2 separate regions of the Homo sapiens genome follow, and region 1 is linked to region 2. Evidence: chromatin loops called from intact Hi-C (ENCODE). Cell type or tissue: B cell. All regions are shown on one strand. Links, peaks and the distances in the headings refer to the core of each region. The heading gives the core; the rest is flanking DNA.

What was found. Peaks named below come from ENCODE experiments on the same cell type or tissue, not always from the same donor. Only the 100,000 strongest peaks of a DNase experiment are listed, where the experiment ranks them.
Region 1: a loop joins it to region 2, with 31 times the contacts of the local background. A loop is called at or near these places in 2 of 110 quality-filtered maps.

The regions. Positions count from the first base shown.
Region 1 is chr12:40,915,474-40,928,348 of GRCh38, reverse strand. It overlaps CNTN1 (contactin 1), which reads right to left. Exons shown (of 24, transcript NM_001843.4): 4 at 9,578-9,710; 5 at 5,921-6,093; 6 at 3,697-3,792. Among named protein-coding and RNA genes, the nearest start is that of CNTN1, 230 kb to the right of the region's middle. In B cell, for the core only: CTCF peaks have their summits at 6,379 and 6,582 (motif pointing right); no DNase peak of the experiment used is centred there.
Region 2 is chr12:40,004,187-40,017,061 of GRCh38, reverse strand. All of the region lies in intron 3 of SLC2A13 (solute carrier family 2 member 13), which reads left to right. Among named protein-coding and RNA genes, the nearest start is that of SLC2A13, 95 kb to the left of the region's middle. RefSeq lists a silencer at 5,637-5,756. In B cell, for the core only: CTCF peaks have their summits at 5,523 and 5,723 (motif pointing left); a DNase peak (open chromatin) is centred at 5,711; H3K4me3 peaks cover 616 bases; H3K27ac peaks cover 477 bases.

The DNA.
Region 1 (12,875 bases), core at 2,884-10,883, 910 kb before region 2:
AAGAAGTATCACATTCAGAAAGGAGTATTAAGTAGTCTTTCATCCAAGCTGATATGTATAGTACATTTAAAAGAAGACTTTGATCTTTTCTGATTCTGAATTAATATTTCCTATTCTCAGTTGAAATGTAAATCCAAATTTTGTAAGGATTTCTGTTAAAAATTAAATCCCCACTCCCCCTGCCCCACCACCAAAGCCAAAAATGTCAAGAAATTTTGTATTTCCTTACAGAGAAAGGACTTTTGTAACTATAGAATGTATGAAAGATACTGCCCACAAAATGCATTTAGAGTAATCTGAATCCTCAGTGGTTATGTGAATACAGAGACCTGAATTTTAATTCTCAGTATGACTTTTTTATCAGGCCAGTTAGTCACTCTATTACTCAGTTTCTCTAAAATGTAAGACATTTTCCTGTGCCCCACTCATAAGAGATGTGTGAAAAGGAATGAAAGAAGTGATGGTACTTGATCCTTATAAGGGATAAATGCTAAATCCGAGAAGTTATTGTCGTGATGTTGTATGAACATAAGTCTTGGACTATAGAACAACTGGTCTAACTGACTGAATGCCCGATGTAGATTCTCTAATTTACTTATTTTGCAAAATCTAAGTACCTTCCAAGTGCTGCTAAACAAGATAGATGTGGCCTTTGGATTTGTGGGACTTGCAATATAATTAATCTAAATTTATTTAACAAATCTTACTTATTTTTAAAGCCATTCACTTGGACAAAACAATAATTGCAATTTGTTAGAATCTGTCAGCAATCGTTACAACAAAGGTAGGAATGGCTCTTGCCATTTTTAAATGGGGGATCCAAGGCCTAATAGGGTGAAGTGACTTGCCTGAGGTCATACAGCAAACGGGAGGCAGAACTGATGTTCTCACCTCTTTCCCCACCCACCATCACCAAAATAAGCTGTACCAACACCAGAGCAATAGCCACGCTGACTCTCCGACTTACGGATGAGATGTGACTTTGTCAATCAAGAGCTAAGCCCTGATCTAGTTCTTTCAAGGACTCAACAGACCATCTTCTTTGTGTCTTTCCTAGCCCCACACAGATGATAAAATCAATCATCTTTGCAAAAGCTATCTGTTTTCCTCGGATTATAGACTGGATTAAACAATAAATAACCATAAAATTATTTTTTCAGTAAGTGCCAGCACATACTTAAGAAATGTTGCTTTTATCGGTAGATATATGACACTTCTTGCTTTTGCCCCAGAAGTCTAGGTAAGCACATTGCAGTCCCATAGTTTTGAAAACAACTTATTGAATGATGAATCATAAATTGATATTCCATCACCCCCGACATCTACACACATATAGAACTGCCACCTTGATTTCCGTTTGGAAGCTTAACAGATGCTTCACATTTAACATGTCCACATCTATTCCTTCAGCTGAAGTAATGGCAACTTCATTCTTTTAGGATCTCACAGCAAAAACTTTTATGCCACCCTCAACTCTTGTATTTATCTTATATACCACATAAAGTCAACAAGCAAATCCTATTGGCTTTTCCTTCAAAATATATCTAGAATTTAACCAAAGTATACCTAGATTTCTATATAGAATTTAGTATATTCTATTTTATCTAGAATATGCTTGGATTTATCTTCCCACCTCCACTGCCACCACTCTGGCCCATCATATGCTACCTAAACTATTGCAATACCTCCAAACAGATCTCTTGTTTCCACCTTTGTCCTCCCCAGGTCCTTTCTTAAAACAGTAACCAGAGTCACCTTTCTATAACTTAAGTCATGTCATGTGTCTCCTCTGCTCAAAGCCCACCAATGTAAATCGCATTCAAAGTAAAAGCCAAAGTATTAATAATTGTTATGGATCATAAGGTCCTCCATAATGCAGCTCTTGTACCTCTCTTATTTCATTTCTTACTACCCTCTGCCTTATTCACTCTATGACAGCCACCCTGGCTTCCTTGGTCTTCCATAGTCTGACCTCAGCATCTTCCTGGCATGCTCTTCTCTCGGATACTCATATTGTTAGCTCCTTTACTTCCTTCAGGTGTTTATTCCAACTTTCCTTCTAGTGATGCTCCTCCTGAGTTCAGTCATTCCCCTCAATACTTACTCTCCCCACTTCCCTGCATTATATCTATCTATCTATCTATCTATCTATCTATCTATCTATCTATCTATCTATCCTTATTTAGCAATATCTAACATGGCATGTCTTTTAGCCATTTATCTTATTAATGTCTGACTCTCCCCGTGGAAGACCTCTGAAGGCTGGTAGCTTTTCCTGTTTTGCTCCACTGAGGCATTTCTGTGGCATACATTGTGCCTGCTGTATAACAAATACTCATAAGAGATTTTCTGAGTCAATGAGTGATGCAGTGAAGTCCATCCAGTATTGAATATGGTCAAATGTAGTCACTGGATAGTTTTGGTCATTACTTTGTGGGAAACACTATGAAAATGGTAGGTTTTTAAAATATGTATATATACATATATATATATATATATATATACACACACACACATACATATATATATATATATATATATATATATAATTTCAATAGTTCCTTAAGAAAAAGGTTTTTCTCATTGAAAGGGTGTTAGAAAATTTTGAATTTTATATGTACCTCCTGTATTTATCAAGCAATCATCTTTCTCCTATTGTGGAGAAAATCACAAATATTTGATATGTAAACAACCACAACTCTCTCTCTCTATATATATATATGTGTATATATATATATACACGTATATATATATATACATGTATATATACGTATATACGTATATATACGTGTATATATATACACACACACACACACACAATTTCATGTGGAATATATAACATAATTTTGTGTGAAATATATGTGTGTGTATATGTACATACACACACATCAGATTGATGTATCCCACACAAAATCCTGTATGGAGTTTAAAAGCCTGTTACGTTTCATTCTCTATGGAGATGTTTAAAGTCAAATTTAAGGCATAATATTAGAACTAAAAGAATAGAAACATGATTTTTAAATTGTGAAAACAGGTATTTATATATTGTTTCAAAGAGATATTTGATAAATAAATGAAAATTGGTGAAAGTATATGAGGAATTCATCTTTTAATTAGCACTTTGGTGGCTTTTGTCTTAGCCATATAAAATTACAGAAAACATAGATTCAAAATTGAATTTCATAACAGATGACACTTAATTTAGCCCCATTTATAAAGTAGATGATTATTCTTGCTGATTGGTATTCCTAAGGAGATTAATAATTTATTATGTCTTTATCCCTTCTAGGGTTTAGTTACATACAGTTCACAGTATTTCATAGATACTAACTTGTTAAGAAAATGATTGATTATACATCCTTTCTTGGTACTGTTCTATTTCAGGAATATTTTCTAGAAAATCTAACAGAATTTCCCTATGGAATAGGAACTTTAATGATGACATAATACTATATATATATATATATGTTTATAAACTAAAATGATTAGAGATCCTTGGGACTAGAGCCAGGTGACTGAGCCAAGAAAGAAAGTGTCCACAACAATTAGTGACACATTACAAGGTATGCAAATATTCAGTCTCATTTAATTAATAATAAGCCATGATTATTAATAATGTAGCATTATTACTAAGAAAATGGAAACTTGTCCATTTTGTTTCATAGATGCTAATAGTCAGAGAGGAATTAAGTTTACCTGGAAAATGGTATGGGGGGTCACAGAGAAGCACCATTCCTTTCCCTTCTTTTACTCTGACCTCAGGACGTTCCTCAGGTGGGAAAGGATCAAGATCTAATTACGAAAGAAAAAAAGAGAAACATTCACTCTCTGGTCAATAGAAAGAGAGACATTCATCAATTTTACCTTTCAGCAAATAACTCATTCGTGAGATACAGCACTTCTCAGTGGTTTGGTGAAGCCTAGTAAAGTCAGCTCCTCGTTCTTACATTGCTGAGATTTTGTATAGACTATTAAAAAGTTCTGTTATGAGCTCAAAGTCTATGGATATTGGGAGCAGCCTGCATAAGAATTCTGACAACCCTGAAAATCACAAATATCCTGAAGACTTTTGTTTCAGACTTAGGGAGAATCTCAGTCAGGGTATCTGGAAATACAATGAAATCAGACAAACCAGGGACCTACCAAAGAAAGTAAGTAAGAAGGAATGACTTAGAGGAATGGACTCATTTGAAGGGTATTTCTCTTCCTGAGGGAGGGCTTGGATATCGGGAAGGAATAAGGGTGAAAGGCAGGACCCTCATTAGGGAACGTGAAAGTAACCAATCTCTTGCTCCTTCTCAAATTCTGGGTTTGTTTCAGTTCTAATTTTCTTTACTCTTTTCTATGTATTTGGAACTTACATTTCACTTGATTCCTTGATATTCTTCCAGTTCTTCATTTGTTTTACTGATACTCATTCTATTTTTTTCTGCCTCTCTTCCTGTTCCTAACCTGTGATCGGCACCCAAATTATAACATTGAATTGTTACTTTTCTCAGTATAAAGTGTATACCTCTGAAAATTCATCTATGCTAAGTGTTACTTTTTTGCAGAGGACTTTTCAAATCTACTTCTCTAGGCCTGGTGTCTTACTTGAATGCCATCCCTATCCTCAATAGCTTACTTGACATTTCAACTTGGATAACTCAATATCAAAATAACCTCTGCATGTGAAGCAACCATTTAAATGCTTCCTGCCATCCTTGAAATTGGTTTTTCTTGCTCCCATCCCATTATTAATGAGAACAGAATGTTTCTACCCTCTGACTAGACATAACTTGGAAAAAAAATGTACAGTCTTCTTTCCTTTTGTGCAATGCAACCTGTTAATTCTTTCCTTATGGTTAATGTATATTATTTACATTTCCACTCTCACCACACTAATTTAATCTTACTTCTCTTCCTGGACCTTTCTCATTCCCTCCTGATAAACCCTACCATGAAGGACTTCTTAAAACATTGTTTTCATCCTATAATTCATTTTGCAAAAGATTTAAGTGCTGACAAATCACATACTGGAGATCACCTGGTCCAACTCATCTCCCAATGTAAAATTTTCTTTCAAAACAACCTCTAATTTTTAGCTTAGCACAGTTTTTCATTATTAGCCCTAATTAAAAGAAATGTTTCATGTAATTTAAATTTAAAATAAATTAACTAAAATATAATTAAATTTATTCCTACTATTAGAAGTTAAATATTAGGGAATACAATATTGTCATATTGGGTTGATCTTTGAAGAGTCACAGACATTATGTTGCAATATGTGACATTTTCTTCCCCCAAAAGACAATTTTCACCCCCTTAGGGGTGATAGTGCCCCTTTGATAATACATGGCTTGTTGCTTCCATTGATGTCTTTTTTTTTTTTTTTTTTTTAAGGCAGAGTCTTGCTCTGTCATCAGGCTGGAATGCAGTGGCACAATCTCGGCTTACTGCAACCTCCGCCTCCCAGGTTCCATCAATTCTCCTGCCTCAGCCTCCCGAGTAGCTGGGATTACAGGCATGCACCACAACGCCCAGCTAATTTTTGTATTTTAAGTAGAGACAGGGTTTCACCATGTTGGCCAGGATGGTCTCGATCTCCTGACCTCATGATCCACCAGCCTCAGCCTCCCAAAGTGCTGGGATTACAGGTGTGAGCCACCGCGCCCAGCCTGATGCTAACTTTTAAAGAGTCATTCAAGATCCTCAGACGCTGGCCTTCCTTTATTTGACAACATCATCTTTCACTGTTTCAAGTGCATTCATAGTATGCCTTGTGGTGCTTTGTTGTCTCCATTACACAATTAGGGTCCACTCATCTTGTAAGATCCACCTCATCTATGATGCCTTCCTCTCACTATCCTTTCCTGATTGTTCTTCTTGCTGAACTCACCTAAACACGCTTGCCCTTTTTTAAAAGTTACAGTTTACTTACATCCAAAGCTCAGGGTTGCTTCAGTGCTTCTGACCATCCCGTAGTTATTAGATGCTAAACAGTAGTATATTCCAGCATCTTTCTGTTTGTCAGGGTTGTTGATAACAAGGTTTCCTCCTACCATACTGTATCGATCACTTGTGAGATCAACGTCCCCATTATTCATTCTCCATCTATGAGAAAAAGACACAAAGGTCATATCACAGGTCATGAGACCTAGAAACTCTACGGAGCTAACACAGTTCTAAAATAATTTGGGTACGGCTCCATGTGAAGTCAGACAATTAAGAATATGATTCAGGTGGTATTTCTTTGTACTCTATGATTCTGAGTCTCTAGGACCATAATTTGTAATTTAGCTCAAGTACAGACAAGGAAACATCAAAGTACATGACGTATTTTGTCTTTTTTTTGTGAGGTATCTCAAGTGACAAATATTTTGTTGAGTTTTTCTCCATAAATTGATTTCTTGGGATGTAATTGATAGCCATCTATGCACCAGTTAGATTCATACATATGCAGATATACTGTATAAAGTATTAAAAGCATTGTTCTACCATAAATAAAATACAAAATATCAATATCTGACTCTAAATTTCAAAGTAATTTTTCAATAAAACAAACTAATTGACAGTGGGTTCTGCTCAATAAGTGACATATTCTGACCACTAGAGGTCAGTCACACAATTTGAAAATGATAAAAGTCAGTTGGGTTTTTAAAAATTTATTCCGAGCCACAAATATACAAGTAAATCTGGATTTTCCTCAGCCTAGAGTTAGTGGTCACTTATGTCTTTTCTCATTACTCTAAGATTACTTTTAATAAAGTGAAAAAGAGGAACAATTCTTTTTCTCCCCAACCACATAATATCATAACAATATAAGACATGCTGCAGATAATCAGAGCATTAACTGATAGGGATAGTGTTATAAATAGACTGGAAACAGGGATCTAACTTTCTGATGTGATGATGAAAAGAATGCATGTAGAAAATAGTTCTCAACTAAGAGAACCAACTGTATAATTTTATAATCATTCTTTATCAGGGTTTATCCTTTAAAGTTCCATGTCCTCAGGAAAGTCATAAGCCTAGAGCTGTGGTCAAATCGCTCAAGTAGTAGTGGCTCGTGGCCACATCGCTCATTTCCTGGCCACTTCTAATTAGAGTAATAATCATGCCCAAAAGTCCTAATGACTTTAGAATATCTGTTGTCAAATCAAAGTTACTGGAACATTATTAGTTACAATTTTCGCAGTATAGGAGATAATTTAAAAGCAAGTATAGAAAACTGTGATTTTGCATTTTTAAAACTTACTAAATTACAATCCAATGAATAAAGCCTTCCTCTTCCCCCAGGTGATGGCAATATTGTCCCTGCCTGAACCATCTAGTGTTAAGTTGCTTAGCTCTTGTCAAGACAGTGGGTTTCTTTGTTGGGCAGCTCCAATTTTTGTAATTTCTCCCTCATTATATTGGTTCCAAATATTTGTTTATTATCTTACCTTCCTCCACATGGATCTGATTGTGCTTGTGACATCATATAAGGATTACCTTTTTCTGTCTTTGAAGAAGTTCACTGGTCTAGTTTCAGAAACATAGACTATTGCTACAATCCCTTTTAATACTTTTTTATTGTAATGCTTGTTTCTTTGGGGATGGGGGCAAGATAATGAAAGCCTCAAGGCTTATAAGTCAGAAGTAAAGTACCCTGTTGTACCTCTCAGGATGTTGCTATGAATAGCACGTTGTCCCAGAACATGCTACAAATATATAACTACTATATGAATGAAAAATTGGATGATTACCAAGGTTAGTATAATTTGTCCTGAAATTATGTACATTTTAAAAACTTTAAATGTTCTTTTCCATCAAACTATTTCCATCATGAGCTGATTTTTTTTCTGTTCTTTCCCCCCACTTTTTTTTTTCCTGTCAAATGCAGACTGTCTTCATAACAAGATTAAACATCTATCTGTCTTCTCCAGTTCTGTCTATTAGTGTATGGATAACCAGGCCAAACTCAAAGTGGGAATTTCAGTGCTGGGTGCAACCTGAGAGAGGCAGTTGGTGACTTACTGGCAAAGCAAAGCTTTGCTTTTTATTGTGCCTGTGGGGTGGGGGCATGGGGGCAGCAAGGAGAAGCATAGCCTTTTCCATGTTTCTAGAATGTTATCTGAGAGCAGCCCTTTCTTTTGGTTGCCTCTGTTCTAGCCTAGAGACTGATTTGCTAAGGTCCCTTGTGTGACTGTTAACAACAGAGTGTCACAGCATAAGTGTCACTGAAAGAGTTTTTGGGATTCTATCAATCTATCCAGATAGATAAATAATGAAAAAATTGCATACCTCATTGGAAGTCATAAAAACTGTGTTTCAGTCTTGGATCTGTGATTTACTAGTTCTTGAGCAAGCAAATTTACTTATTCAGGATTCAGCTTCCTCTCCTGTAAAATTTTCTTGGATTGGATCTCCTCTACAGATCCTATTAGTTCTACTATTCCATGTCAATGACAAATAGGCTCTCATTATATATGGCTTAAGGGTGGAAATAAGTCTAGCCCATCAAATATTTTGAGAACAAATGTGTTATTTATAATTTATAAAATACCTACTTATATCATATTTCCATGTATGAAATTGAAACGATAAAAATAATTTCAATGGGATGGTGATTTTGTATCTAAATTCACAATTTTATCTTAAGAATAATTTTGTGATTATAGCCAAAGGCAGGAAAAAACTGAGTACTGTTAGAATCAAATGGGTGGAAAGGGATATTCTCTTTTGTAAGAACTTTTTATAATAATAGAAAGTTACTTTTGTATCAAGGAAAAAATATTAAAATTAACTTTGTTGAGTGACAACTTTCAATTAAGTCAGGTGACATTAACACACTAGAGCCCCCAATTTCTCCATCAGTCACTTGTTTTGTCTTCATGGAACCATTGCACAGGTGAAATTTAAATCCACTGGCATTTGGTTGATTTTTGCATCTCATTCTTTGCATCAGATGAGAAACTGTTAGTATACTTTTATGACCCATCTGAAGCAGGAAAACTCATTGTTGCTTTTTATAAAGTTGTTTTAGATAGCATACATATGTAACCCAGAAAAATAGTAAGAGGTATGTTTATATAGATTTTCCTATAGGTAGAGACATTTAAGAAATTTGCTGTGTTGGGTGGAATATAGATATGAGACTGTTGAAAAATATGGTGCTTTCTACAGTTATTTGTGCAAGATCTTTAAATGTACTTAATATAAAAATTTATCCATATCTGTAGGTATGAGTTATGCAGGCCAGTACATAACAAAAACATTTTATCCTCAAATCTGTATATTTAAATTATGCATAATTTTATGTAACCATTCATGGGCCTAAAAACATGATTTCCATTATACAATTTATAAGTGGATAATGTCAAATGCCAGTAACATTATCTGTGCAAAAAATAGTAAGAGAATTATTTGCATATATTTAAGAAAATCTGCTATTTGAGCATTAGGCAACTTTTTTAATAGTTTGTATGCCAATATTTTTGTTAATGTCCATGGAATTTGCAGAAAGCACTATATTACATCTGTACAAGTTCATAGATGCTGATCTGTGATCATTACTCTGACACTCCACTCTGAAAAGAGAAGCGAGGTACATTACTTGTAAACCGGGAAAGGGCTGGCTCGTGCCCTACAGTTGAGTGAGACTTTTCCTTCCAGTGATTCCTCTGGATAAATGGTATTGATTGGCTGCTCTTCAAAAATTGGTCCAAATCCTTTGTCTTCCTCAGAAACTACAAGAAATATGAAATTGTTTTACATTGTACTGCTTTATAAGTCAAAGAAAATTTGAGAACATTGAAAAAAAATTACTTGAAAAAAATCAGAAACAGAATCTCCATTTTAATTCAAAACAAAGATATTTGCCTCCATAATACTGAGCCAAACATCAGGTTCTTCATTTAAAATTATTTTCTGTGCATCTCCTGTCATTTTTCCAAATGTACCATGTGTTGCCAAACTTAACTACTTTCCACTTCCCCAAACAAGCTGTGCTTTCATGCCCCTGAGCCTCCGCATATGCTTTCGGTTTTCCTAGAATCATCATTCTACTTTTCTTGTCCTATCAAAATTTGCATGATCCTTTGGTGACCTAGCCATAGTTAGTTCCAACAGGAAGCCAAAACCTCTCATCTCTCCTGGCTTTTATTGGTCCTCTTTTGAGTTCCTGTAGCTCCCCATAAAGGTTATGGTACTTAATACACTTGCTATGATTCTTGGTACAACTTTCTGTTCTGCTAGATTGCAAATGCTTGAGAACAGGTGGCTACGTCTTTCATCTGTGTACATCATTCTCCTGGGTTGTCTGGAAAACAAAAGGAGCCTAATGATTTTTGAACAAGAGTCTGAATGCAAAGGAGAGCTTCTTGATGTTGAGAAAATCAGTCTCTTTTCTGAGCCAGTTTTTGTTGATTTTTTTCTAAACATGTGACTAGCGTTGGCACTCAGCACCATCTAGAACAATCAATCAATAAATTACACGGATATTGGATCTGAACAACTGGTTTAAAATTTATCACAAACAGCCGTGTTGAGAAGCAGTTATTCCTCATGGTCTATTCTCCCTGGCAGGGAAGAGTGACACTTCATAGCAGGATGAGGAGAAGAAAATCATTCACATGCCACCACTGCGGCAGCATTTAGAGAGCACAGTGCAAAGCCATATGCCTCAAATGAATTAATAATCATCTGTGTGGCTAGAAAGAACGAATATTCTTACAGGTCACTGGAATGTCTCTGCCCAATCTAAGCGATGGTTCACTCCTCCAGTTGTTTTTTAAGAGAGAGGTAAAGACAATGGCACACAAATATTTTGTCTTCTCTGACACTAAACTTGAAGATGAGAGTGCTGTTCGAGCTTCCTTTTGAACAAATAGTTTCATTATGTCATTTAAATCTTGTTTCAGTAACATTATCAGTGTGCCTTTGGACAAATTATTTAATCTCTCCAAAGCTCAATATCACTCTTTATAAAATGGGGATAATAAAATCTACCTGAAAAGGTTATTATCAGAATTATTTTGAGACAATTCATGAAAGATGGCAATGTACCTAGCTTATAATCAGCAATGAATAAATGCTAATTTTAAAAACACTCTCATGAATTTGCCAATCTCTTCAAAATTTTGTTTATGTTTCTTATGTATATAAGCTATTCAACTAATCATGAAGCTTCTAAAAACCAAAAGCCAAGTTTTCACTCCTTTGGCTCTGGTGCTGTTAGCACTGTGTTGTTTGGGACACTCAGTACATTTTTATTGTACATATAGATGGTTACTAAAATCCTCAAGTTAGTTCTGCCCCCCCCCCCGCCCCCACCACTGGTATGAAGAATTAATTTATTTAATAAAAAAGTTAACCCAAAATGTTTCAAAGGGAGCTGCCTCATTCTTGGTTGAAATTTGCTGAAACTTTTATTCAATAGTTTATAGACCTCAGACATATTCCATAACCACCATCCTATTTCAGATAGGAAATAGCTGGATCAGAATCAGAAGAATGAGAGGAACTGAGACTTAGCTCCTGCCATGAACTTTTCTAGTTATTGTCTTAGGCAAGCAATTTGTTTTACAGGGCTCGTACATTCAGAAAAGAAAGGAACATGAGCATATGTCCTAAGGACTCCATGTGCCTACCACAATTATTATTAAGATTACAAATATGAGGTAGTCACAGAGATGCTCTCTGCTAATAATTTTGAAAGTTGTGTTGTAGGTTGTCTCTAGTTCCATATCCTTCTTGAGGCTGTAAAAGCCATAAATGAATATAATGTTTTCTGCTTCACTTCTAATACTTTTACTGAAGATGCCTGATATTTTCTGGCTCTTCAGGTTGTAACAGCACAGCAGGGAAAAAATGAGAAATGAATCCTGAATCCTGATTACTGAAGACTTTCATTTTTTATGGAAGGTCTGGATTTTCTGATTTCTGAAAGAAATGACCTTGTGCTTATCTCTGATAAAAATCATACGCTATTTTTCTTCTCAGTTGGACAATTTCATAAGCTATTCCTTGAGTCTCTCCCAATTGCACAGGGTTTCTGACTGGAGCAATTTAGTTCACCTGCCATTTTGAAGATCTTGTTGTTTCTTCTCAATGCATATAAAAATGCTTAAAAAGACAAGTAGAGAAATCAATATATCTAGATTCTCTTCTTGAAGGTAAGATAATTTCTATTCCCACTATAATCCTTGATAAATAATGACTTTAGTGTGAATTATTTTAAAACAATTTATTTTAAGTCTAAGTTCATAAATATTTAGAAAACTAAAAATAAATATTGCTTAGGGGAGTGTAAAGTTCATAAAGATCTTCTAAGTACTTCGATATTTATGCGACAAGCCTAGTGATGATGTAAATGTTATTACCAATGGAGAAGGCTATACATGTAAGGAGATTTAAGGAGAAATGAATTTGTGTTGCAAGTATGCATACACTTTAAACATAAGGCCACTAATCTGCACTGGATTGGATCTTGAGTTTCCACTTCTTACAACAGTGGTAGCATAGAAATTTCAGATGGTCATGTTGGGAGCAACAATTTGATACACTATAGGTGTTAGCTGTCCTTGATCTGACTTTGGGTACTTCAGTAAGTTTTTAGACACAACACCAAAAGCATGATCTATCAAAGAAAAAAAAAGGATTAAGTTGGATTTTCTTAAAATCAAAAGATCTGCTCAGTGAAAGACATCGTTAAGAGAATCTCAGGTCTTCAGGGTTAAGAGTTTTCCTTTGAACCTTCTCTGACTTGCATTCTACAAGCAGCACATTGGAAAGATTTTTTAGAAACTAAATATCAGTCTCATTTAATAATGGGGAATATAGTAGTGATTAAATATGACTTCCTAAAATATGAACTCATCTCAAAGAGGTACAGGCTTACATTAATAAAGACC
Region 2 (12,875 bases), core at 2,368-10,367:
TCATCATGAGACCCTGGGGAGGTGTGGTTGGTGAGGAGAAGACATAAGTCAGTGCACAATGACTATTTGTTGAATGTCTCTATTTACAAAGGCAGATGTATATGTTTAGAAACTCGTTGTGGACTTTTAGCAAAACAGTTTGGAATTTATGTGTATATTAGGAGTTATTAGTATTTTCTTCTAGTTGCTAACATGTTGGGCCCATCGAAAAAACTTATTTTTTGACATCAAGTATTTATAAGTACAATGAAATTTCAAATATGAAAGTTATAAAATCTCATGTGATTTATTATCTTAGAATTAATTTTGAAGGAGATCCTTGTTACTGTCTGAATTTAGGAAATACCCCTTACTAATTAATGAGCCAATTTTTATTTATAACTCTAGACAATAGATTATAATTCAGACTAGGCCCTTATTATAGGTATGTACACTTCAAGATGTGATGGAATTTCTCTCTACTATGAAAGGTGAGCCTATGAAATTCAAATATATTTTCACTAGCTATGACTACAGTGGCTTCAGCACTTTTAAGACAAATGATTATCTTGACCATAGAATTGTAGTCAGAATCTTAGATGTGAAATTTGGTGTTTGTTTTGTTTCTGCTACTCTCATTAGCTAGTTTATATTTATATACACCCACTTTGAGAAGTAATTGGAAACTCATGGTTCTCAAAAATGTTCTGTGAAAAATATTTTAATTTTACTTTCTGAAACAGCTTATCAGGGTTTCTGTTCATTTCACAAGAATTACTGAAAACACAGGTGGCATCATTTATGTAATAATTCTGTAGATTTTTCTGTCTTAAGCTTAATAATGGTCCTGTGGATATTCAGATTTCAAGAGTAGTTTTTTTTTGGGGGGGTGGTGTAGTATGTTTTCAAATTATAAGTTCTTTATTCTTACATGGAATCATGGCTGTAGCTGCATAACCATGCAGGTGACATTTGTGGCAGCAAAGAGGAATAATATAATTTAAAGTTTTATTACTGTTAAAGAGCAAAGTTTGAAGAGCAATCATGTGACTTTTCTGATTTTATCTGTTAGCAGTTTTTTTGAAAACTAATAAAAGAGCATTATTCTTTTTTTGAATATTTACGATGTGTCATGTACTGTGCGTGGCACTTCACATGGTATTATTATATCTTTTAATGCTACAACAATCCAGTGTGAAATCGTTATTATTATCATCATTATTATATTATACTCTTTTAGAGATGAGAAAAACCTCAAGTAAACTGCATAGATCTCCTTGGCTACTAAGTGGCTAAATTCAGAATTCCAACCCATCTGCCTTTATATTTTGCTGGACAACAGCAAAACGTCTGCTTTCGTGGATATACATGCTGATGAAGGAACACAGACAATAAAGGAATATATAACACACCAAGAAGCAATGAGTGTGATGGGGAAAGATCAAGTGCAGTGGAGGAGGGAGAGTGTTGGAAGCCTGGGGTTAGAAAGGTGAGTCATGGCCCTTTTGATGAGGTGCCCTCTGAGACTGGAGGAAGTGGTAGTACATTTCCAGAAAGGAAACCCAGACATACATTTGCCTTTAGTTTTATTCAAAAGGAAAATTTGTGCTGAGAAGCTCTACCTGCCAAGTGAATTAGTAAGCTACTCAGGTAAACTGGCCAGAGACCTAATTATTAACAGGATCTTGATGTCAGAGGCTTGTTCTGATAAGGAATTCCATTAGGTTCAGCAGTATTTTACAACAAAACTATGTTGAACAACTTTTAGAAAGGTGCTTTTTCAACATCAGAATCACCTCTGTTATTAAGAAAAAAGAAAGGCCACGAATATAAATTGCATAGGTCTCCTTGGCTACTAAGTGGCCAATTCAGAATTCAAACCCATGTTGAATTCCTTGGAATTTTTTTTTTTTCTTCTTAAATGGGCCAGTGAAGGTTATTGTTCTGATAGTCTTAAGTACTCAGATAAGAATAAATTATAGTTATTAACTAGTCATATATAATGTGAGAAATAGACCCTTTAAAAATTCTTTCACATACTTCATTACTTGTAAAATTATACCAGCAGGAATAGAGACGTACCTACAAGATGTATATTTAATTTAGTCTTGGAGTTTTTACATATTACTTAATTCAGCGGTCTTAGAAAATTATTTTTCCCAAAGTGTAGTCATTTGCATAAAACATTTGTTTTCTATAATAATCTCAAATAAAAATTGGCTGGATCTAATATAGCATTACGATAGAAATCTTATTTTGAATATGAAGGTGATAATTCAAGAATATCTTTTGGCTGGCGTGGTGGCTCACGCCTGTAATCCCAGTACTTCGGCAGGCTGAGGTGGATGGATCACTGAGCTTGGGAGTTTAAGACCAGCCTGACCAACATAAAGAAACCCCGTCTTGACTAAAAATACAAAAAAATCAGCTGGGCATGGTGGCATATGCCTGTAATCCCAGCTGCTTGGGAGGCTGAGGCAGGAGAATTGCTTGAACCTGGGAGGTGGAGGTTGCAGTGAGCCGAGATCATGCCATGGCACTCCAGCCTGGGCAACAAGAGTAAAACTCTGTCTCAAAAAAAAGAAAAAAAAATGAATATCTTTTATAATCTGGACTAGTCCAACACTTAATTTTGAAGTATTCAAGTGGAATCTTTTTATGGAATTCTTAGGTGAATTTTCTCTCAATTTGGGGTCTCAGTGTACCAATCTGCTATGAGTTGGAAAACCTTCCTCTTTTACAAAAGGGATAGTTTCCTTCTGAGGTAAATCAGTGGAAGCTAGAGATCTCCACAAATGTTAGAGTTTTGTACTTTGTACTTAATTGACTTAATTAGCATACAGTTGTACATTAGTTGGGTGAGTTTTGTTTACCTCTGGGCCAGAAATACATATTCATCCATTATTTGACACATGTTTCTGGGGCTTTTACTACTTGCGCATTATTATACTAAAAGTAATGTGGTGTACAAAGTTTTTATAAACAAAGGCTTTTGTCTCCAGGAACTTTTATAATGTACTAGATAAGATCAGGTACTCAAATAAGGAAGCAAGAAGTTGATGCTATATAATGTTTGAGTATAGATATGTTCCAAATACAAATAACATATACATATATATGAAGGCATTTCCTCCTTATTTCTCTTGAAATTATGTGGCTTCGTTTTAGTATGAGTCTCATCAGTTACACAATTGGGCAAGTGATTCAACTTTTCCCCCCAAGTATTTAGTCTCTTCCTCTGTAAAATCAGGTGCTGAAGGTTGTTCCACATCCTGGTGAGAAGTGAATGGGATGAGGGAAATACAGTGCCTGCGTAGGGCCGCACACGTAAGAGCTCATTAAAAGTGGATTTCTCATCTTTTGTACATTAGTGAAATAAGCTCCAAAGGAAATTGTAATGATTTTCATTATACAAAATATATATAGTGTCTGAGTGGCTTACCATTGTAGATTTAGATAGTGGTTCTTGTGTCATATAGTGGGCTCAGCTTTTCAGAAAGACAGATTTGAGTTGTCCAAGGCTATGTGCCGTTGGGTGTTACTTAATATCTAGAAACTAATTGCCTGGGTTTAAATTGCAGCTGTGCAACTTTAGGCAACTTAGTTGACCTCTCTGTGCTTGTTTCCTCTTCTGTAGCATGGAGATAGTTGTAATACCTGTCTCAGATAATTATATTTTAAAGATTGGATGATTTAATATGTAAGGCTGTGAGAACAGTGCCTGGCACATTATAAGCTCTGTAAAAGTATTCATTCAATAATATTTTTAGACATGAAAAGAGGGTGGTAACAAGATCCCCTGCTCTTAAGAGCATAATCCATCCCTTTCTCACTGTATTGTAAATTTTTGACCTCACTTAGCCTTTGTAGAAAATAGTTTATATTACTCAGGTTTTTTTTTTTTAAATCATTTTGTAAGACCACTTGATGATTTGACTATACCCTTTTTGCACTTGGTTTTGGAAGCCATCCTCTGCATGTATCTTTTGACTATAGAAACTAAAAACATTTTTACTGTAGCTGCTACTGCATATTCCTTTACTGTCTCCTTATGTCTGAAGATCATATAAATGTCTTTAGCAGGATTTTTCTTACCAACTCACTTGAACTTAGAAACTGAAAGCACAGAGTTAGAAGTGGCATCTCCTGTCAAACATTCCCTAGCGAAAATTTCTTACAGCATTGTCATTCAGTCCCGGAGGCCTGCTATCTCTGAGTGCTGGAGTGTGATTTCCTGTGTCACTTTCCTTTCTGGGACCATAAAATTGGATTCCAGACATTTGTTGGGAAGTTTGCGATATGCTGTTTTGAACATTACTGAACCAATATAATAACCCACTACTTGTGTTTTGGAAGCAGTGTTATCTGTGACAGTTATTGCTTTGCTGATTTACATTTGGAAGAATGTTGAAAAAGAAAAAGGCAGAGCAGTAAAAGGTAGAAGCATGTATGTCCTGGTGATCTTTAGCAGGTAAGACCAGACTGATGATATTAAGCTAGAATTTAGGTTCATCATGGTCACATCCATGCGATAGAAAAATATCACATCACATCTTTAAGCAACACACATTCTGACCTTCTGTAATAAATTGTATATCTCCCTTGATCTTTCTGGAAACACTTCCAGTTTCTACACCTGGAGTGAAGACGCTTGCCAAATGACAAGAATAAATTAGAGAATTAATCCAGTGCCAAAGATAATTTTTGAGAAAAGAGTATCTGTTTCCAAATGGCAAAAGAACATCATTAATATCTTCTCTAGCATTCAAAGACAGGAGACAGATGCTACTAATAAAATATAATAAACTCCTCATGGTTGTTTCCAATAAAACACAAATGATTTTGTAGTTCTATAATTGGAACTGTCAATCTAATTTAGTAGGTTTCTGTTGATAAATTTGATTTCAAAAAGTTGAGATGAGAAACTAATTCACTATTATGTACAATATTTCTTGCTAAGTATAAGGAATATTAGCAAAAACTGTAGTAAAAATTAGGAAGTTGAACTATTAATACCTCTTGGCTTATTGAGATGCAGCAGATCTTTATGTGACTGTCAGTTTAGTGGAAAGAGTGACAGGAATCCCAGGTTGTAACTCCTGCTCTGCCTATCACTAGGTGGCTATTGCAGGGCTGGCTTCATGGACACGCGACCTCTGCAGCTGCCCAGAGCCCTGCACTCAGAAGGGTCCTGCCCTTGGTTTAATCCTCTTCTGTCACTGTCTTCAGAGTTGTAATTTTTGAGCACGGGACTCACATTTTCATTTTGCCCTCAGCCCTACAAATTAGGCAACCACAACTGGCTGTTCACAGCTTACTTCTCTGAATTTCAGAGAAGGCAACCAAAAGATTCTGGAGCTAGGCATCGGGTATACATGGACATAAAGATGGGAACAGTAGACGCCGAGGACTACTAGAGGGAGGAGACGGGGAGGGAGGAAGGAAAGGGTTGAAAAACGACCTATTGGGTCCTGTGCTCACTATTTGGGTGACAGGATCATTTATGCATGTTTATGATGTTAAGGATCAAACCTTAGCATCACACAATATATCTGTGTAACAAACCTGCACATGTATCCCCTGAATCTAAAATAAAACTTGAAGGAAAAGATTCTTGATAGATCTAAGAGTATGAAATTCTGTGAGTCCCAACAAAGGGAAGGACCCAAGAAAGTTTATTAGAAACTGAAAGCTCCTGATCCACCCTCACTTGTTCTCAGTCAGGAGGAATTTTGCCCCCTAGTGGGCATTTAGCAATGTCTGGAGGCATTTTTGATTGTCACAGCTCAGGGAATGTGATGTTGACATCTAGTGGGTAGTAGGATGTTTAATGCTACAAATACACAGAACAGCCCCTGCAACATAGAACTTTTTGGCCCAAAAAGTCAACACTCAACACAGGTGATGTTGATAAACCCTGCCTACCGTTATTATTTGTGTCTCCAACTCTTGGTACCGGGCGTGGGAGGTTACTCAAAAGTTAGTTGAGCCTCTGGCTGTAGCCTGGATCGTAGGTTGTTGTATTTTTTACCACATGAAGACTGAAGAACGAAGCTGGTGAGTAGGAAGTGTAACTTAACATTTGCACGAGATACACTACACAGATGCTCTTCTTAGGGCCTCTACATCTCACACTTACCAAACCAACTGGTGGGCCCCAGACTCTTAAAACCTCTAAAACACAACACACTCACAGCTGGCAGATGACTTTCCAGGACGCCCTGGCACTTGTGATGCGGTCTGTTGGGCTGTTTACCAAGTCATTTAGGTTTGTTTCTAAATCTGTTTATGCCATTGTGCTGGTTGCTGTAATTAGGCAGTAGAATCAACTATTACAGAAATTTAAAGAAAGAAAAATATAAAAAAAGGAGAGCAATTTCAGTGAAAACCTAAGTTGAATGTTTTGGAAAGATTCAATAAAGATGTCATTAAAGAAAACTGCTCTCAAAGTGTGGGCAAGATGGTTTTAAAAGGTTTGTGAAAAAATCATTAAAATTAGATGGATTCTATATTGAATTTGCTTAACTGTCTTAAGTTTTCAGTATTATTTATGGAGATTGTAGACAATACATTTTTTTCTGTGGTTTTTGCAAGAAAAACAATGCTTTAGTCAGCTGATCCAGGCTCAGAAAAAAAAAGCCTTACCTACATCACAAGATGGAAGAATGAATGGCATTTATATATTTTAGGGTGATAAAATTATTTATAAATGTAACCTCAGCTGACTTTCCCTAATAATCAATATTTCAGACAACAGGGCGTCTATTACCTTTATTTTCCAGTGGGAAAAATATCAAATATTCTACTTTTCTCACTTGCAGATCCAAACAACTCTCAGCTCAGTGATGTCTCTGAATAATGTTCCTTATTTAACACTACCTTATATGTTAAGAAGATATTCATTTGATTTCTGACTCCACAAACACCATCATAAGATCTGTCTCTTGCCAGATTCAATACTGAAATGTTTAAGAACTGTGCTTCCTTTTCAGTGCATATGTTTTCTTGAGTTGCCATGTGCCTGTATAGATTAGCGGCATCTGGGATTTTTACCACGTCACATTCTTTTAGAATTGAAGAAGTATAAATATTACCAGAATTGTAGTCAAATAATTTCAAGTTTTTTATAGAAAATATGACAAATAACCTAATGTATAAGGAAACAAAAGTTTCTGCAATTCCATCACTGTTTCTAATAGAAAATTATGAATGAGACATTAATTGTCAGTCTGCCTCTTCTTCAGATGGCTTTTGACTTAGTATTATTTTGTTTTAGGACCCATGTCTCTACATTGGACTTTAGAGCAGAGTTCTGGCCTCTTATCTTGAGCTTGTTAAAAGAAACTGTCGCCAGGCATGATGGCTCATGCCTGTAATCCTAGCACTTTTGGGGAGGCCAAAGCTCGAGGATTGCTTGAGCTCAGGAGTTCAAGACCAGCCTGGGCAACATAGTGAGACCTTGTCTCTGTAAAAGTTTTTTAAAAAATTGGCTGGGTGTGGTGGCACATGCCTGAAGCCCCAGATACTCGGGTGGCTGAAGTGGGACAATTGCTTGAGCCCAGGGAGTCAAGGCTGTAGTGAGCCATGACCATTGCCACTGTACTCCAGCCTAGGTGACAGAATAAGACCCAGTCTCAAAAAACAAAAACAAACAAACAAAAAAACCTTAATGTTCTATTTCCTATTAATAGTCACAATATTATAGATATTATCTAACAGTTTAAAGCCATAAACATTCTATTTGGCTAGTAAAATGTTTTCATCATTTATGATCAAAGATTTCAGGCATTTTTCTTCTTTAATTAGTTTAAGTTAACAATAAATAAATTCAGCCTCCCTTTGGAGGGTTAGAACAGGACAGATAAAGCTAAATTCCTCTTTGCCCATCACATCGATCCCACGCATTTTATACCTCTCTGCTCCACTGCTGGCCATAACAGATTTGGGGAATATTCTTCCAGACACACACACACAAACACACCTAGAGAATTTTTATGGTAATAGTATCATAATGCATGTATTATTAAGTTACTTGTTTGCTTTCTTTCAAGTTGAGTTGATTTGAGTCAGATCTTATATAAATCTAGTCCATCCCTTTAAACTTCTCTGTGATATTCCAGATATGGAATGTCACATTCTGTTTATGTGTTCTTTTATTAATAGGCATTACATTTGGGGGTATCATAAACAGTGCTGTAATGAACATCCTTGTATATGTTTTCTTGAGCACATGTATGTGTGTTTCTCTAGGGTAGATATCTAGAAGTAGAATTGTGCACAACCATTTATCTCATGGTGTTATAGTGTTATTTTAGTTCATTTGTTTCCATGGTAATTTCTTTCTAAGCTTCAAAGTATATTGGCTGGAAGTCATCGAATCACAACCTTTTAGAAATCAAAGCTCAGGTATCATCTTACAATATGAAGGATTAGTTTAATTGTTTCTCCATATTCTTTTTTTTTTTTTTTGGAGTGACGCAGTCTCGCTCTGTCGCCCAGGCTGGAGTGTAGTGGTGAAACCTCTGCTCACAGCGAGCTCCGCCTCCTGGGTTCAAGCCATTCTCCCACCTCAGCCTCTCGAGTAGCTGGGACTACAGGTGCCCACCACCATGTCTGGCTAATGTTGTTTTTGTATTTTCAGTAGAGACGGGGTTTCATCATGTTAGCCAGGATGGTCTCGATCTGTTGACTTCATGATCCGCCTGCCTTGGCCTTCCAAAGTGCTGGGATTACAGGCATGAGCCACTGTGCCCAGCCAATTGTTTCTCCATACTCTTAACATTTGGTATCTTGACCCTGGAGCTTCCTGTCATCACCACCACCCTGCTGCTTTTTATGCCTTAGTAAAATCTTTTTGGCTTCTCTGTTCTACTTTTATTAACAGAATTTCAGATAAGAGAATGTTGTTATAAGGAATCATTTTAGCAGGTGTGTTACTATATTTAGTCTAAAATTTTAAAAAATCTGGATAGGTTTTTTAAAAAAAATCCTTAAATGTTTTGAGATGCTGATTAGTTCAGAATTATACATATGTTGGTTTAAACTAGTTGAATCTTTTGATGCTGTTTAATTACCTCAGACTCTACCTCAGAAGTAGAAAGTGCTTATATTTTAAATCTGGGTTTTCCCGTAAAACCCATTGTATATTATAAAAGTAATATAGATAAGGCGTTTTTCCATGTATGGAATCTTTAAGGCTGGTAAACGATATCTTCCTTCTTTGAATAGTGTTTCTTCCTTTGAATAATTATGCTACCACTCATATTTAATGGCTTCTATGTGTGAGGTATTGTGCCATATTTTTTTCTTTTAATTCTTACAGCAAGCCAAATAACTAAAATGTGAACTATTATCATTTTATAGTTGTAAAAATTGATAGAGAAGTTAACAATCTTGCCCAAGTTTACCCTGTTAGGAAATAGAAGAACTAAGAATTCAAAACAAAGCTTATCTTATTAGAACAGTATACACTCTTCAATGTACTATATAAGGATACCCTTTTCCATCATCATTTAAAAACTATGTGAGTCTAGTTCTGGGATTATGCTTAATTTTAAAATAGTAATGACCTTTTTTTAAAAAAAAGTTTTAAAGTTGTTTTCAGCAGCAATTGTAAATAAAATAGTTTGGTGGACAGTCAATTAATTTTGTGTGGCTTTTTTTTGGATAGCAAAAAAGAACTTATGAAGTTTTAGAATATTTATACTATTCTTGAACTATTTACTGATTCTTCTTTCATATACTTACTAGACCGTGTGCTTAAAATTTTGAATCTTTAAAAGTAATGCAAGTTTTTTATAGAAAATATGACAAATAACCTAATGTATAAGGAAACAAAAGTTTCTGCAATTCCATCACTGTTTCTAATAGAAAATTATGAATGAGTTCCCTTCTCGCAGCATCTATGTGCCCACTTCACATTGGGCACTTCTCTCAGCCACAGAGCAAAGGTGGGAGGGGCTCATTAGTTTCAAGAAATTCTTATACTGGGTCAACTTTAGTAAGAAAGAAAGAAACGAAAGTTGAACACACATGACTGTTAGCTAATTAAAAGATGTGGCTCATCTTCTTTATAAATAAATAAACTGATTAGTGACCCATTGCTGGAAACTGGAAGAATCAGAAGTAAGTGTGCATCTGCTAGCATTACAAATACTCAAATGGGAATTTCTTTATATTATTAATGATTAAATTTATGAAGGAATTAAAAATATGATCTTGGCAGCAGAGAGTATGAATTTGTTATGTGTATTTGAGATCTGTCTAGCCGACACTGTAGACATGGGTTTATTCTTGTAAACCACTTTTTCTCCAGAGAGACTTGAGTGAACAGGTGGGATTGCTTCCATTGATAGGAGGATAAGGGAAGTGAGTACAATGTTTATATCTAACTGTACTTGCTTCCTGCACTTCTGATATGGAGACCTTCACCTAAATCTTTACTACTGTTATTGTCTTAATACCTCTTTTTCTTTGCTTAGACTATTAGAAAGAAATTTTACCTGACTCTTAGAATTTATTCATTATTTTGTTACTATATTTTCATTTTAACATAATTTTCTTACTAATAAGCTTACATTTAATGAACATAAACTATGTGCCAGTTATGGTGGCAAATGCTTTACATGCTTTGTTTTGTTTAATCCTTACCACATCTCTTTGATAGAGATTCATATTATTGACTGTTTTCTGGAGGAGAAGTGGAGGCTAAGGAAAGAAAAATAAAATTAACCAAAATGTTACAGCTGATAGAAGACAGAGGCAAATCTCTTGCCCAGATATACCTGAGATACAAAGTCAAGTATTCTTGCCACTCTGTTACAGCTTATACATTTCAAAATTTCTTTTTGGAAAAAAATAATATTGTATTCTTATGTTTTCCCAGTGAGCTCCTGTAAACATTTAGGTTTCATTTTAATCCTGCGTTATTAATTTCAATTTTGTATTTTGCCTAAGTATTAGCTGACTGTATGGGGTTATTAATTTATACTCATATGGTGGGAAGTTGAGTATGTTTAGACTTAAAACATTCATGTACTGTTTTTCTTTTTCAAATTTTAACCCTGTTTGATTGAAATTATTAAATCATCTAGAAATGTGATTCTCAACCTTGGCTGATCATTGGAAGAAGCAAAAACTGTGAAATCAGATTCTCTGAGGTAGGGCCTTACGTTGGAAGCTTCTTAATTATACACATATGCAGCCAAGGTTGAGAACCACGGACTTAAAATAGCCTTTGGTATCCACGGGGGCTTGATTCCAGGATACCCCTCAGATACCAAAATCTGTGATTGCTCAAGTCTCTGATATAAAATCGTATAGCCTTTTGGTGGCACACTGCCACTTAGTGGATTTTAGAGCAGTGGTTCCTAATTAGCATGCATCTGAATCAGTGGCAAGAGACCCTATTAAAACATAGATTACTGGGCTTCATGCACAGAACCCTGAATCAGTAGGTCTAACGGGAGGCCTAAGAATTTGCATTTCTAGCAAGTTTCAGGTGATGCCAGTGCTGCTTTTTTGGACTGCCCTTTGAGAACCACTTCAGATTTAGGTATCACTCTTTGAGAACCACTGATTTAGGATCTTACTTTCTGAGTTGGTCTCTTAAACTTCCTTTTAGTTTAAGTGATCACCATACTCCACTACCCACCAGATACACACCCACATACCCTTTGTAAGCTATCATTAAGCATTACTAGGAGCCTCCAGATGCCTGCACTAATACTAAAGGGTAGTTGTACCTCTGGATGAGGGATTTGTTGTGGCTCACCTGGGGACACTTCAAATGAACTTCATTCTTCCCTTCCTCTATTCTGTGAAGTATAAAGTACACAGATTAGTTTAGAGGTCTCTTCATACTGTAGCTACAGGCCCCTTTTTCTTTAACTCTTCAATAATTTTGAAAAATCTCAAAAGTTTAATGTTTTCACCCCTAATTTCTCTTGCTAATTTGTTTCTAGCAAAAATGTGTCTTTGTCAGCAGTGCTGGTAAGTGATTACAGATAAGGTAGGGTTAGGCAGTACCGATGACCCTCCAACAACATGGGTTTGAACTTACAGGTGGATTTTCTTCCCCCGCCACCTCTGACACAGCAAGACCAACCCCTCCTCTGCCTCCTCTTCCTCATCCTACTCAGTGTGAAGACAATAAGGATAAAGACCTGTACGATAATCCCTCTTCTACTCATTGAATAGAAAATATATTTTTCTCTCTTATGATTTTCTTAAAAACTTTTTCTTTTTTCTAGCTTACTTTATTGTAAGAATACAGTATATAGTACATATGACTTAAAAATATATATTAATCAACTGTTTGTGTTATTGATAAGGCTCCCAGTTAACAGTGGGCTATTCGTAGTTAAGCTTTTGGGGAGCCAAAAGTGTTTAAGGTGCCATCTTGAAAACCAGAGGCTAGTAACATGATCTTCGACATTTTAGCCTCTAGAACTGTGAAAAAAAAAAAAAAATCTGTCCTTTACTCATTGCCCAGTCTGTGCTACAGTCATTTTTTGGTATCCATGGGGGCTTGATTCCAGGATACGCCTCAGATACCAAAATCTGTGATTGCTCAAGTCTCTGATATAAAATGGTACAGTGGCCGGGTATGGTGGCTCATGCCTGTAACACCAGCACTTTGGGAGGCTGAGGTGGGTGGATCACCTGAGGTCAGGAGTTTGAGACCAGCCTGTCTAACATGGTGAAATCCTGTCTCTACTAAAAATACAAAATTATCCAGGCATGGTGGCACATTCCTGTAATCGCAGCTACTTGGGAGGTTGAGGCAGGGGAATTGCTTGAAGCCAGGACATGGAGGTTGCAGTGAGCTGAGATTGCACCATTGCACTCCAGCCTGGGCAACAAGAGTGAAACTCCATCTCAAATAAAATAAAATA